2 separate regions of the Homo sapiens genome follow, and region 2 is linked to region 1. The links are chromatin contacts, found by Hi-C or POLR2A ChIA-PET in ENCODE. All regions are on one chromosome and are shown on one strand. The core of a region is the stretch at or near the end of the contact, and the rest is flanking DNA. Distances in the headings are between cores, read along the strand shown. Region 1 overlaps LOC102724945 (a long non-coding RNA gene). Region 2 has its middle 35 kb from the start of EGLN3.

The links. A loop is a pair of places that touch in the nucleus more often than their neighbours do. ChIA-PET counts read pairs that join two places held with the same protein, here RNA polymerase II (POLR2A). Pooled maps may share reads with other maps.
Region 2: a map of tibial artery shows a loop between it and region 1 (29-fold over the local background). The contact joins two enhancer-like sites. A Hi-C loop is called at or near these places in 3 of 168 maps with a recorded cell type or tissue (Calu3, mammary epithelial cell and tibial artery) and 5 of 50 pooled maps. POLR2A ChIA-PET finds 5 or more read pairs at or near these places in 3 of 52 experiments (BJ, GM12878 and HCT116).

Annotation. Positions count from the first base shown.
Region 1 is chr14:34,079,144-34,086,132 of GRCh38, reverse strand. All of the region lies in intron 5 of LOC102724945 (a long non-coding RNA gene), which reads left to right. Among named protein-coding and RNA genes, the nearest start is that of EGLN3-AS1, 43 kb to the right of the region's middle. Within about 2 kb of position 4,537, at least 9 of the 41 ENCODE cell types and tissues checked have a DNase peak (open chromatin) inside an H3K27ac peak, as active enhancers do.
Region 2 is chr14:33,912,809-33,918,965 of GRCh38, reverse strand. No RefSeq gene overlaps it. Among named protein-coding and RNA genes, the nearest start is that of EGLN3, 35 kb to the left of the region's middle. RefSeq lists a cis regulatory region at 1,622-1,629 and an enhancer at 1,548-1,692. Within about 2 kb of position 1,489, at least 4 of the 41 ENCODE cell types and tissues checked have a DNase peak (open chromatin) inside an H3K27ac peak, as active enhancers do.

The DNA of each region.
Region 1 (6,989 bases), core at 3,288-5,787:
ATAATCCTGCTCTATGAGGGCAAGTGGCAGGTGGGAAGGTGTAGATCAGCAATATGTGGTTTGTGACTGAACGTGGAAGTTGGATTACACTTCAGGGTGCATAGATGCCTGCCCTTGACCCTTTACCACATGAGGGTCTTTATTAGCTCCTCACTAAGGCATTCCTGTTCCCCACCTGCTTTCCTGCCCACCTCACAAGGGTGATGGGGGCACTATTGGTTCAGAGTGGGCTGCCACTGCCTGTGGTATAGTGTGGAAGACAAAGAATGGACATGGATTGAAAAGACCTGGATTCAACTCTGCCTTTGTGACCCTTTGACAAGCCACCTCAGTTCTCCAGGCCTCATTTCCTCTTTAGTAAAATGAGAGGATTAGACTAGATGAGCTCTGTGGACACTTCCAAATCAAATATTCTGATATTGTGTCTCCTGCTCCCATCCCCTGTCCTTTGTCCTCACGTGGGCTGGAATGTGAGGTACAAATGCTGCCAGTCACTGGATAAGGACTCTTAAAAGTCATCTGCTCACTTTCTTCCACCAGGAAGAATTATAATAAAAATTAGCCTGTTTGCTTAAGTTTTATGGATTTGTTTTATAGATCCTAGAGATTTTCCTAATGTAGGTCTCTAACTAAAATGCCTCCAGTTGGATTTAATGCCCATTTTCTCTTGCCCTGTTGATTATATGGCTGTCTGGATGTTCATAGGAAAACTTGAGACAAAATCACAATTGCAATAGGATGAAGAACATTTCCCAAAGGAATGGGATCCAGATTGCTCACTGTCTATTTATGAGTTCACTTTTTTTTTTTTTTTGGAGACTGACTCTCACTCTGTCTCCCAGGCTGGAGTGCAGTGGCATGATCTTGGCTCACTGCAACCTCCGCCTCCTGGGTTCAAGCGACTCTCCTGGCTCAGCCACCTGACTGGCTGGGATTACAGGAGTGTGCCGTCATGCCTGGCTAATTTTTGTATTTTTATTGGAGACAGGGTTTCACCATGTTGGCCAGCCTGGTGTCAAATTTCTGATCTCAAGTGATTCACCTGCCTCGCCCTCCCAAAGTGCTGGGATTACAGGCACGAGCCACCGCACCTGGCTGAGTTCACTTTTTAACTGACTCAGTCCATCAAGAGAACTGGGCACCTGCTACGTGCCAGTCTCTACATGGAAAATATGGGCTCCAATGCTTGCCTGATCTATTTTGCAGGTAAATGTGCTACTATGTGCCAGTCTCTGTCTCATGTGTATCACTTTCTTATGTAATCTTAACCATATGATGTAGGCATTTATCATTGAATTCTAATGTTTCTGTCTGCTGCTTCTTTGACTGAGGAAACTGTGCAATACCCTTTTCCCAATCATTTATTTACCTAATCTTTTTGGTAAGTATTATGTGCTAGGGACCAGAGATATAACTGACCAAGACAGATAGGGTTTATCTGACAGGACTGTCAATCTATTCATCATAGTGCCCTACTTACTCCCAAGCACAAGCCTGACCAATCATGAAATGTCATGTTCCTTTGGCCAGTGATTAGACCAGGGGCTGGGAGAATGACCAAAGTAGGACCAGTTAGAGTCCTCGTATGCCATATGATCCAATGCTGGTTGCTGGAAATAGAGGGCTTCTCCTTCCCTTTATTCATTTAAGCCTTGGATTCAGATGTATATGGTACCTACCCCCACTAATGTACTTTGAAGTTTCAAAAACCAATAAATTTCCTTTTTGCTTAAGCTATTAGATTGAACCATATGAAAATGCCATATTTGCAGGTTGAATGTCAGAATTTCATCTGGTTTAACCTAGTAGTTTACATTTCTGCTGCCTATAATTGAATGAGTCCTGACTAATATGGGAGTACTGTTATCTCCAACTTAGATGAGGAAAATGAAGCAAGGGGTATTTGGTCAACGTCATTTTGCTATTAAGTATAGCAGGAATTAAAACCCTGGTGGCTTCAAAGCACATGTTCTTGATGAGCACTGAACAGAAGAGATTGTTGCTCATAGAGTGGGCCACAGGCAGCTGCCTGTCAGCAAACTATTTGCTACTAATCCATAAGAAGATAGGAAGTGCTGTGCCAGAGTGCAAAATCAACTATGCCACTAAGCATGCTCTTTAGTTCAGCATTTTTTTTTAATAGTAAGACTTTCTCAATGATGTAAGCAGTGAGCTGATTTAGATACTGGTGCAAGCTGCTTATCTCCTCCTGATCCAGTGTCAAATGGTCTTGTGGATTGGCACTTGGAGCAGCACTGGGTACACAGTGGACCCTTGGGTTTGCTGCCCAGTGACAATAGCCTCCATTCACTGGGGACTTCCACAGAAGCCATATCTATGCCATGTGATGCTGACCTACTCTTCTGCTAGTCACAGCTGATTGGTTCAAGTCATTTGTTTGAGCCAAACTGGACCAATTAGATTTTCTTATCTAAGAATATGGAATCTCAAAAAGAGAAACAAAGGAGCCAGGAGAAGTAAGTAGTGAAACTACAAAAGCAGAATAAGCCCCAAAAACCCTTGTTTCCATGTCTTTGGAACTGTCGTTCTTACACTTTTGAGGTGTGGCTGTTCAACTCTTCCTGTACATTTTGTGAGATTACTAATATCCTTTCACAAGTAAATTCCTTTTTGTCTTAAGCCAGGTAGAGTTGGTTTCAAAAGAACCTTAATACCATTGAAAAATATAAGGAAGACCACATGTTCATGACTTAGGATTCTGTTAATAATTTCAATTATTTGCTAGCCTATGTGAGGGTGTTACCCACAATTCTGGGTCCCAGTAGTAGCTGGAAAAGTTGCTACCTAAACTGGGCATCCCCTCATCCCCTACTGTTAAATAGAAACAAAGACAAATATAGTCAATTAACTCTGATTACTAAAGACTCTGATAAGAATTGAACATCTTAGTTAAAGCAAATAATCAACTTGTATCGTTTAACTGTAGATAAATAGAAACCAAATGAATGAATTCACTCATTGCTAACATTAGGAGCGTTAGTCACCTTGGGGCTGCAGCACTGACATCTGCCCATCTAGCTGCCTTTAAAAGAACCATTTGCTCTGGGAACACAAACATCATCTCAACTACCTAAACTCAAACAACAGGTCCTTGAATTCAAACTTGTTTTGAAAAAAAATTATGATCGAGACACAACTTGAATCCTCTTATTACCCATCCATTTCTCTTTAGAAGTAATATATGAATAAAAACAAAATACTTGGAAATCTCCTAAGATTTTCTCACTGCTTGAAGTAGGAAGTCCCAATAGATAGTTCATTCCCGTTTGGTGAAGAAAGCAGCTAAAATGGAGGTTTGAGATGAATGCTTAGCAGCTGGAAGTTGCTGCATAGGGCGATAGCAGGAGAAAGGAAGCAGGTGAAAGTTCCTGCTGCTCTTATTTGGGGGAAGATGCTGGGAGAGGCCTTACAAGCTTGATGGCCTTGATCATTTATTTCTGAGTTCAGAATAATTGTCTCCCACACGCTTACCTAGAACCTCTGTGATCTTGGTTCTGAATAGGTTAATCTATTTTTAATGGCTACCCAAATACTATTAAGCTAATTCTTGCATTCCTTTGCTCTTCCTATTTAAAAACAAAAGTTCTGATAGTAATAGATGTCCCTGCCATTGTGGCCAAGAGAATCACCTACAGATGCTCTCTGAACAGAAAAAAATTGAACCTGAGATTCACATATCTATGCTTATAATTCTCCACATTTACAACCTCTTAGTCTTTAAAAAATCTAATGATTTAGGTGCAGAGTTCTTTTTTCTTAATTGTATTGTTGGACTTATCTTAAACATAATCTGTAAGACTCAACATAATATCATTTATCCAGTATTTTTTATTGTACTAAATTTCAGGACTAATCTAAGTTTAAACTCTTTATTTTAGAAAATCAGTAACAGCAGCTAATTAGCACATCTCATTCTGGATGTATTTGCCAACCAATTTCAGAGACTCATTTGCCTGTTAAGAGATTTTATTGAACACCAGCACCACAGACTCTCCTTTTTTTCTAGTAAACAGCTCATGCTTATTATCTTATTACAGGAATGCCACTGGTTAAATCAGGCTCTGAATATAAATAGCCATATTACTGCCATCAGGCATCAATGTTTATTTAGTGGCTGTGAGTCATGCATACCTCTTTGATCGGGTTTGGAATGAGCCATTGCCGTTTTTGTTCAAAAAGGTTATTTGCAAAGGCTACAGAAGTATCAGTTAGATTAAACATGAAATTAATCAGCGTGGAATTTTATCAGCCATTTCTGCCACCAAACACCAGGTGTCAAGAGCATGTGCAAATGAGGGCTGAACATAATGAAGCTGGGGACAGCTTAGTAGAGAGGTCAGAAAAGATTCCAAGAGGTCTGAGGGAGGAAAGGTGGAGGGAGGCAGCGAGGAAGGAGGGAAGACAGGCAGGCAGGTAATATTGAAGGCCTGCTGAATCATCTGGAACGACTTGGCAGTTTTACATAGCATATCTCATAGCACAGTGTGTGGAATGGGAGTTAGGTGACCTGCGAGCTTGAGCTCTGATCTGCCCAGTCCAGTGATCTTAGGAAAACAACTTAATGCATACAGGCATTACAAAGCATGCAGAGAGAACATATGACAAACTTGTACAAAAGCAGGGAAACCACCTCAATGTTTCTCTAGACTAAAAATATCAGAGAGAAATAGACCCAAGGCAGATGTGATGTGGCTTTTTGTTGATGAAACTATGATGGCAGAGAACATGTGGCCCTTTAACTGGAGGGCTCACTGAAACTGGGTCTATTCCGTCATTCAACATTTAGCGTATCCTCTGCTTGTCAGGCACAGTGCTGAGCAGGCCTGTGAGTAATTATACCATGGTTAGTGCTATGATGATTGCCACTATAAATTCCTGTTGACCTCATTCTCAACCCTGCTTTCAGCACTGCTCGGCGATTCTGATACATTATTCGGAGCGACTCTTCCCCCCATTGTCCACGAAGCCAATTTCTAGCACTCCCTGCTGTCTTCAAGCTTCTGTCTTCCCAGCCTCCATTCTGCTTACTCTCAGTGGCTGATCAGACCTTCCCTACAGTGAAAATAAATTTATCTACATTCACACTGATCCACTCCCTCTCCCATATTCTCATCTCAGGGAATGTCTTTCCTCTTAAAACAGGCAATCCTTCTATCTGTGATTTGGATCCCATTCCCTCCTGGAGGTCGTTTTCTACCTAGAATCTTTAATTCTTCCCTCTCAACTAGCTTCATCATTCCAAATTAAAAAAAAAAAAAATCCTCCTTCAACCATACCCCTCTTCAGGAATCCTCCTCCATTGTCAAAGGCAAGCTACCTGAAAGAATTGTCTACCTAGAATTTTCATTCCCTCGAGTTCCCTGGGAGACCGACACAGAGCTTCGAATGCAGGTGGTGAACTGGGGAAAGCTCTCAGAAGCTGCACCAGGGCTGGCATGAAGGAGTCTCTTGGAAACTGTGACTTTAAAAGATGTACAGCAGGCCCTCCAATAAAGTTGTTTGGTGCAATGTTCTTTCTTTATAACATTGGTGAGGGAAAAAATGTTTTATTGTACATCATTTCATTTAAAGTAGTAGTTTCCAAGAACCTATTCACTTTAAGTGAGGACCTACTGTGGATACAACAGTGGCATCATCCAATTCTAGGGAACTCTAGGGCTGGGATGGCCTTTAGAGATGACCTGAATTGAAGCAAAGGGGACAGGCCTTTGTAACCCCTCATCAACCAGCCATTGGATGCACAGGGCAGGCACATCAACTCGGGTAAGTCAGTTTCCTTTGATAAAAAGTCATTCTTGCAGAGGAATTCAGCTGTGAGCCATCAGCGGGCTAAAGTCCTGGCAGCTGGGGAATGAGTGCTTCAACCCTAAAAGGGGGTTCTGGGTGGCACAGCCTAGCACATGCTCTATAATGACAACCATCTTTCTGTCACCTGGCTTTGTCTCTCCTGAGCTCCAGACTCCATCGACATTCAACTGCCTACTGCAGATTTCCCTTTTGGCAACATGTGAGATACAATAAAACATATACAAAATTTAATGCTCATCACCACCTTCTACAGCTCTACTCCCTCTTTAGGGTTCTCTGTATTAGTCTGTGTTCACGCTGCTGATAAAGACATACCTGAGACTGGGAAGAAAAAGAGGTTTAATTGGATTTACAGTTCCACATGGCTGAGGGGGCCTCAGAATCATGGCAGGAGGCGAAAGGCCCTTCTTTTTTCTTTTTTTTTTTAATTTTTATTTTTATTTTTATTTTATTTTATTTTATTTTTATTTATTTATTTTTATTTATTTATTTATTTATTTATTTATTTTTTTTTTTTTTATTGATCATTCTTGGGTGTTTCTCACAGAGGGGGATTTGGCAGGGTCATAGGACAATAGTGGAGGGAGGGTCAGCAGATAAACAAGTGAACAAAGGTCTCTGGTTTTCCTAGGCAGAGGACCCTGCGGCCTTCCGCAGTGTTTGTGTCCCTGGGTACTTGAGATTAGGGATTGGTGATGACTCTTAACGAGCATGCTGCCTTCAAGCATCTGTTTAACAAAGCACATCTTGCACCACCCTTAATCCATTCAACCCTGAGTGGACACAGCACATGTTTCAGAGAGCACAGGGTTGGGGGTAGGGTCACCGATCAACAGGATCCCAAGGCAGAAGAATTTTTCTTAGTACAGAACAAAATGAAAAGTCTCCCGTGTCTACCTCTTTCTACACAGACATGGCAACCATCCGATTTCTCAATCCTTTCCCCGCCTTTCCCCCCTTTCTATTCCACAAAACCGCCATTGTCATCATGGCCCGTTCTCAATGAGCTGTTGGGTACACCTCCCAGACGGGGTGGTGGCTGGGCAGAGGGGCTCCTCACTTCCCAGTAGGGGCCGCCGGGCAGAGGCGCCCCTCACCTCCCGGACGGGGCGGCTGGCCGTGCCGGGGGCTGACCCCACCACCTCCCTCCCGGACGGGGC
Region 2 (6,157 bases), core at 240-2,739, 160 kb after region 1:
GTGAAAGTCGTACATGGCATCTTCTTCCAACAGAAGGCTGTTTGATCTACACTGTTGTTTAGTGTAGTCACCTTTATCAATGATCTTAGATAGATCTTCTGGAGAACTTGCTGCAGCTTCAACATCAACACTTGCTGCTCCACTCTGCACTTTTATGTTATAGAGATGGCTTCTTAACTTAAACCCCATGAACCAACCTCTATTAGCTTCCAACTTTTCTTCTGTAGCTTCCTCACCTCTCTCTGCCTTTATAGAATTGAAAGAGGCTGGCTCTGGATTAGGCTTTGGCTAAAGGGAATGTTGTAGCTGGCTTGGTCTTCTATCCAACCCACTCAAACTTTCTCCATATCAACCATAGGCTGTTTTCACTTGCTTATTTGTTCACAGGAGTAGCACTTTTAGTTTTCTTCCAGGACTTTTTCCTTTGCATTCACGAGTTGGCTAACTGGTGCAAGAGGCCTAGCTTTTGGCTTATCTTAGCTTTCGACATACTTTCCTCACCAACTTTCGACATACCTTCCTCACCAACTAACTTTTGACCTAAAGTTGGAGATGTGTGACTGTTCCTTTCACTTGAACCCTTAGAGGTCATTGTAGGATTATTAATTGGCCTAATTGCAAGATTGTTGTGTCTTAGGGAATAGGGAGGCCAAGAGAGGGCAAAAGCCAGTTGGTGAAGCAGTTGGAACACAAACCAAATTTATCAATTAAGTTCATCATCTTATATGGGCACAGTTTTTGGGACCCCGAAATAATTACAATAGTTTACATCAAAGATCGCTGGTCACAGATCACCATAACAGATAATATAATAATGAAAAAGTTTGAAATACTGCAAGAATTACCAAAAATGTGACAGAGACACGAAGTGAGCATGTGCTGTGGAAAAATGGTTCCAGTAGTCTTCTTAATGCAGAGTTGCTAGAAAAAATATCTATGAAGCAGAAGAAAGTGGAGCACAGTGAAATGAGGTATGCTTGTAGTCTTTGTTTTGTGCCTTTTATTTGAGGGAAACCGCATATCCCTTATGACTGGGTGCATGTTTTGAAGTGAGCTTAGGGAGTAGATCAAGTTCACAGATCTCTGAAAAGCTACAGGGATGGAGCATGGGGGTTCCCAGCAAGCCTCTTCACTTCAGGGCTGCAGCCAGGGCTGGGTGTGGACAAGGGGAGCAGTAGGGAGCAGCTGGGGGAGGATTTAAGTGTTCACCAACTATCTGGAGTTTCCAGATTCTCTAGGGGACTAGCCTACTTGTCATAAAATGCTGGGAGTAGGAATATTCCAATAACTGTTTCCATAAACATTTACTTTTTTTTTTTTAAAAGGTAATCTAGGCACATGGGGGAAAAATGGAAATAGTCCAAAAAGGTATAGAGGAAAAAAAGTCTCTCTTTCCGGGAAACAGTTCCTTGGCCAGGGTTTTTGGCCTTGACTCATTCTCTTGGGGGAGTAGGTGAGGGAAGGCGAGCAATCCTGGAAAGTCAGCACTTCTAGGATGAGAGGCGTCCTCTGGCTGTTTGGCATGTTTGCTTGATCATTTCCTCCTATTTTTATGCTTATTCATCCTGTGGCCTGTGTTCTCCTTGACATGCCTATTTTCTTTTCCACCCTCCTGTGGGGAGAGATAACATTCTCAGGACCTAATTCTCATCTGATAAGTTTTATTTTTAACCAACTTCTACACCCTTTCCTCTTTGCTTCTTATTTTCATGGGCCCATATACTTCTCAGCCTTCTCTGGCTTTCTCAGGAGGCATGTGCAGAACGTCTGGTATGGTATCTTGTGCCAGGGTTTTTCCAAATGGGAGCAGCTGGTCAGGGTACTGGGAACCTGGCTTGGCTTCCAAGAGCAGGGAAACTTTCTCCTCTGCACATGTTCCTGTTTTTAACCAGGCAATTCACTCTTACCTCCTGCTTCCTCTCTGGGCTGTCTGTAAATTTCATTTTATCATAAATTTATATTATCTTGATGAAGGAAACCCGCTTAAAAAACAACAAGACAGCTGTGACTTGCAGTGATGAGTGTGGACTAGTCTCCTATCAGCAGCAGTTTTGTAGCTGCTTAAGGCTTCCACAGTGTGACAACTAAGCCATGAGTTTACATGATGATTCTTGGTTTGAGATTTAATCAAACTAAACCAGTTGTCCACCCAAATGAAGAGAAAGGGTGTTTTGTTTTGTTGTCACGTGATCTCCAGTAGAGGCTTTCCCAGACAAGCATGTTAGGAGTAAACTGTTAGCTACTTAAGTATATATACATTCTTGGGTTTTTTTTTAAGCCTTTGACCCACCACTCCCCTCTCCCTAAATATAACTAAATATGGTTATGGCCGAAACTTTTCAAACTAACATCAGGGTGAAGAGGAACTTTTTAACCTGGAGAGGGGAATGGGGTTTGCAGGGACTGGCTGCATTCCCCAGAGAGAGGTGTGCATGGGAATGCTGCTCTCAACTTGAACTTCATGGCCTCCAAATGCATTTTGTTCTCAACGGACCAGTTGTCTCTCAAGTACACTTGGCTCTGTTGTGCATGGTGTATGCAGTCACTAAGCATTTCCTATAACACTGTATTAGGCACTTGGAAACAAGAGTTTAAAAAAATCCATGTTGTAGCTTCACAGGATGAAAGATTATTACCAAATGACTTAAGAATACTACTAACAAAATTACACACCTCATCATGGTGTAGCAACAGATCCCAGGAGACACACATGAATTAGGATAATTGGAGGACAGTTAAATACAGGCACATTTTACCACAGTAGGGAGGGTATAGGAAAACCACAAGGTGGGGAGGGTCTAGGGAAACCCTAGTGCCGTGCCCTAGGCTGCAACAGCAGGTGGTACCACCACTCAGAGGCAGGAAAGGGTGCGGGGTATGGGAAGAAATCAGTACCCAGAAACAGAGAGGCCCGCAAGAAGAGAATGAAGGGAATAAACACCGCGGCCTTCCCCTTTTCCCACTTCAGACCTGCAGGAGCACATCCCGGGCTAAACACATCTAGAAGTTAGCAGTCAATGGAGTCTGTTGACATAGCCTGTGCAGGTCGAGCTCCCGTGGCTCAGAGTAGGGCCATAAGGATAGAGAATGTGGAGAGGCAAAGGGAAAACAGTCGACACAGATGGCCTCCAGAGTTCACATGATCCAGCCCTGCCTGCTCCTCACAGCCTTTCTCCTACTAGGCTTTCCCCTATTTGCTATGTTCCTGACACTGCCATTTTCCTCTTCTTCAAACAAGTCAAGGTTGTTTCTGCCTCAGGGCTTGCACTTCTTCCCTCTGCCTAAAGTGTTCCTCCCTTTTCTACTTTCCATGGATGATGATGGGCCATTTAGATCTCAGCTCCTTAAAAAGGATTTCCATCCTAATGTTGCTTCCATCTCACCTGCCCATGGTCTATCTCACTATCCAGGTTTTACATTTAAGAGAGTAATGAAACAGTTTTATTTTAAAATGGTGATGTTTACTATATACTGGAAGTCGTATTCCTTGTAGCTATTCAAGCTTAAAGTGAAAAATCTAGATGTCAACCTTAACATTATGCAGTGGGTACCTGCTTGTATGAACCTCACTGGGAATGTGCAAACTAAGACGTGTGGACATCACTGGCAGGGCATAACCGCTCAACAGGGCCTGCTGGAAGGAATGAGTCATAGAAGGGAATGTCTCGGCTTTTCACCATGGTGATCTGCACTGCATTTCCTTCTCTACAAAGACCTATAAAGTCTCCTCCAAGGGCTTCAGAAAGATCCCACCTCCCTCTGATGGCCACACCCTGGCCCATTCTAACTCAGGTGGATATAAAGGAACCACAATTTGAAATGACTACTTTGGTTCCACCTAAGGATTGGTTTGTGTGGCAGACCAGGGTCATTTCCTTGTCTGTCAGAAGGCTCTGTCATGTTCCTTTCAGGCATCATCCACCAGGAGTGAGGTTTGAGGAGCCAAGCCTGGGTGGGAGCAATTTGAAGATTGTATTGCACTTGATAATTTATGGTGAGTGTTTGCAGCATTGTCTCATTCAGAGATGGACATGAAGCTGTTCTCAATGGCCTTCCTCCAAGTGCCATGATGTTCCTGACTTGAGCAGGCAGCCAGGATGCACCTGCACTTTCACTACCGGCCTGCAACAGGGCAGACCTCCATTCTGATCAGTGGGGCCTGTGCCACCTAGTTGTTAAGTATATTCATGATCACACCTGGTTTTTGGGACAGACACATCAGTTTTGGTTTGGAGGTCAAAGTTTTATTCCATGTTCTGCTGTTACTTGGTGGGCCACCATGCTTGTCCTCTGGTGGTGCTCTCCTAGTGACTGGGTTCAAGAGGAAATGTCATGGACATCTAGAACAGGGACCAAAGCCACACTGGACTAGAACTGGAAGCCAAGAGAACAGTTAGGACTGAGGAAACTCTCAGGGCAGCCATCTGACTCTCTCTGCCGCCCCGCTCTTCTCAGCTGCTCAGTTTCTTTTGGACCCTGGGGCCCCACGTGACTTTCTAGCTATTCCAGCTGCCTTCAGTTTTCCAATTCTCAAGAAAAAAATATGATTTACAAAGTTCATCTTTTTTTTTTTTTTTTTTGAGACAGAGTCTCGCTCTGTAGCCCAGGCTGGAGTGCAGTGGCGTGATCTTGGCTCACTGCAACCTCTGCGTCCCGGGTCCCAGTTCAAGCAATTCTCCTGCCTCAGCCTCCCGAGTAGCTGGGATTACAGGCACGTGCCACCACGCCCAGCTCACTTTTTTTTTGTATTTATGTAGAGACGGGGTTTCACCATGTTGGCCAGGCTGGTCTCGAACTCCTGACCTCATGATCCACCTGCTTCGGCCTCCCAACGTGCTGGGATTACAGGTGTGAGCCACTGCACCCAGCCATACAAAGTTCATCTTCATGAGCCAGACCAGAAGTCTGGATGGACTGCCTGACCTCTGGCCACATGTTCACAAGTGCTGTAGATGGAGGGGATGGGGTAAAATCATGGGGTATCCTATCCTATATGGCTGTTTAGAGCTGTTTCTCTCAGAAGGGGATGTGGGCAGAGCAGGCAATGGCAGGCATTCCTTTTCTAGGAATATAAGCAGTAGAGCCGATGTGCTTTGCCTGGCATAGTATAAGAAGTTTCAAGAATCCTGTCTGCCCCTAAAGTATCCTGCAGGACCTGAAGGCAGTACCTGACTTGAATTTCTGTTATTATTCACTGAAGGGCTAGTATATTTATTCATCGACTCTAGAGTCATTCAGCACCGGGGTTAGGTTCAGGTATAGGAACCCATTCCATCCCCTCCAGATCACATAGGAGCCCTTTCCCTCTTTTGGTCTGTCAAAAACAGAAATGAGGCTGGGTGCAGTGGCTCACACCTGTAATCCCAGCACTTTGGGAGGCCAAGGCGGGCAGATCACAAGGTCAGGAGTTCGAGACCAGCCTGGCCAACACAGTGAAACCCCGTCTCTACTAAAAATACAAAAATTAGCCAGGCATGGTGGCGGGTGCCTGTAGTCCCACTTACTTGGGAGGCTGAGGCAGGAGAATCGCTTGAATCTGGGAGGTGGAGGCTGCAGTGAGCCGAGATCCCACCACTGCACTCCAGCCTGGGTGACAGAGCGAGACTCCATCTCAAAACAAAATAAAACAAAACAAAACAAAAAAACAGAAATGAATACTGGGTGGGTTTATCCAAAGGAAAGTAAATCAGTTTATGAAAGAGATACCTGCACCCCCATGTTTATTGCAGCTCTATTCACAATAGCAGAAATATGGAGGCAACCTATGTCCATCAGTGGAAGAACTGATAAAGAAAATGTGGTGTACACAGAAACAATGGAATACTACTCAGCCTCAAAAAAGAATGAAATCCTGTCATTCGTGGCAACATGAATGAGCCTGGAGGACCTCATTTTAAGTGAAATTAGTCAGGCTCAGAAAAATACCAAATATTCATATTCATACGTAGCGCTAAGAAAACCATTGAGCTCATAGAAGTAAAGCGTAGAACTGTGGTTATTAGAGACTAGGAAGGCTGGTGGGGAGGGGAGAGGAGGGGAGGGGAGGAGAGACTGGTCAACAGACACAAAGTGACAGCTGATGGGAGAACAAGTTCCAGTGTTTTGTAGCACTGTGGGTGAATATAGCTAGCAACAATTTAGTGTATATTTTCAGAAA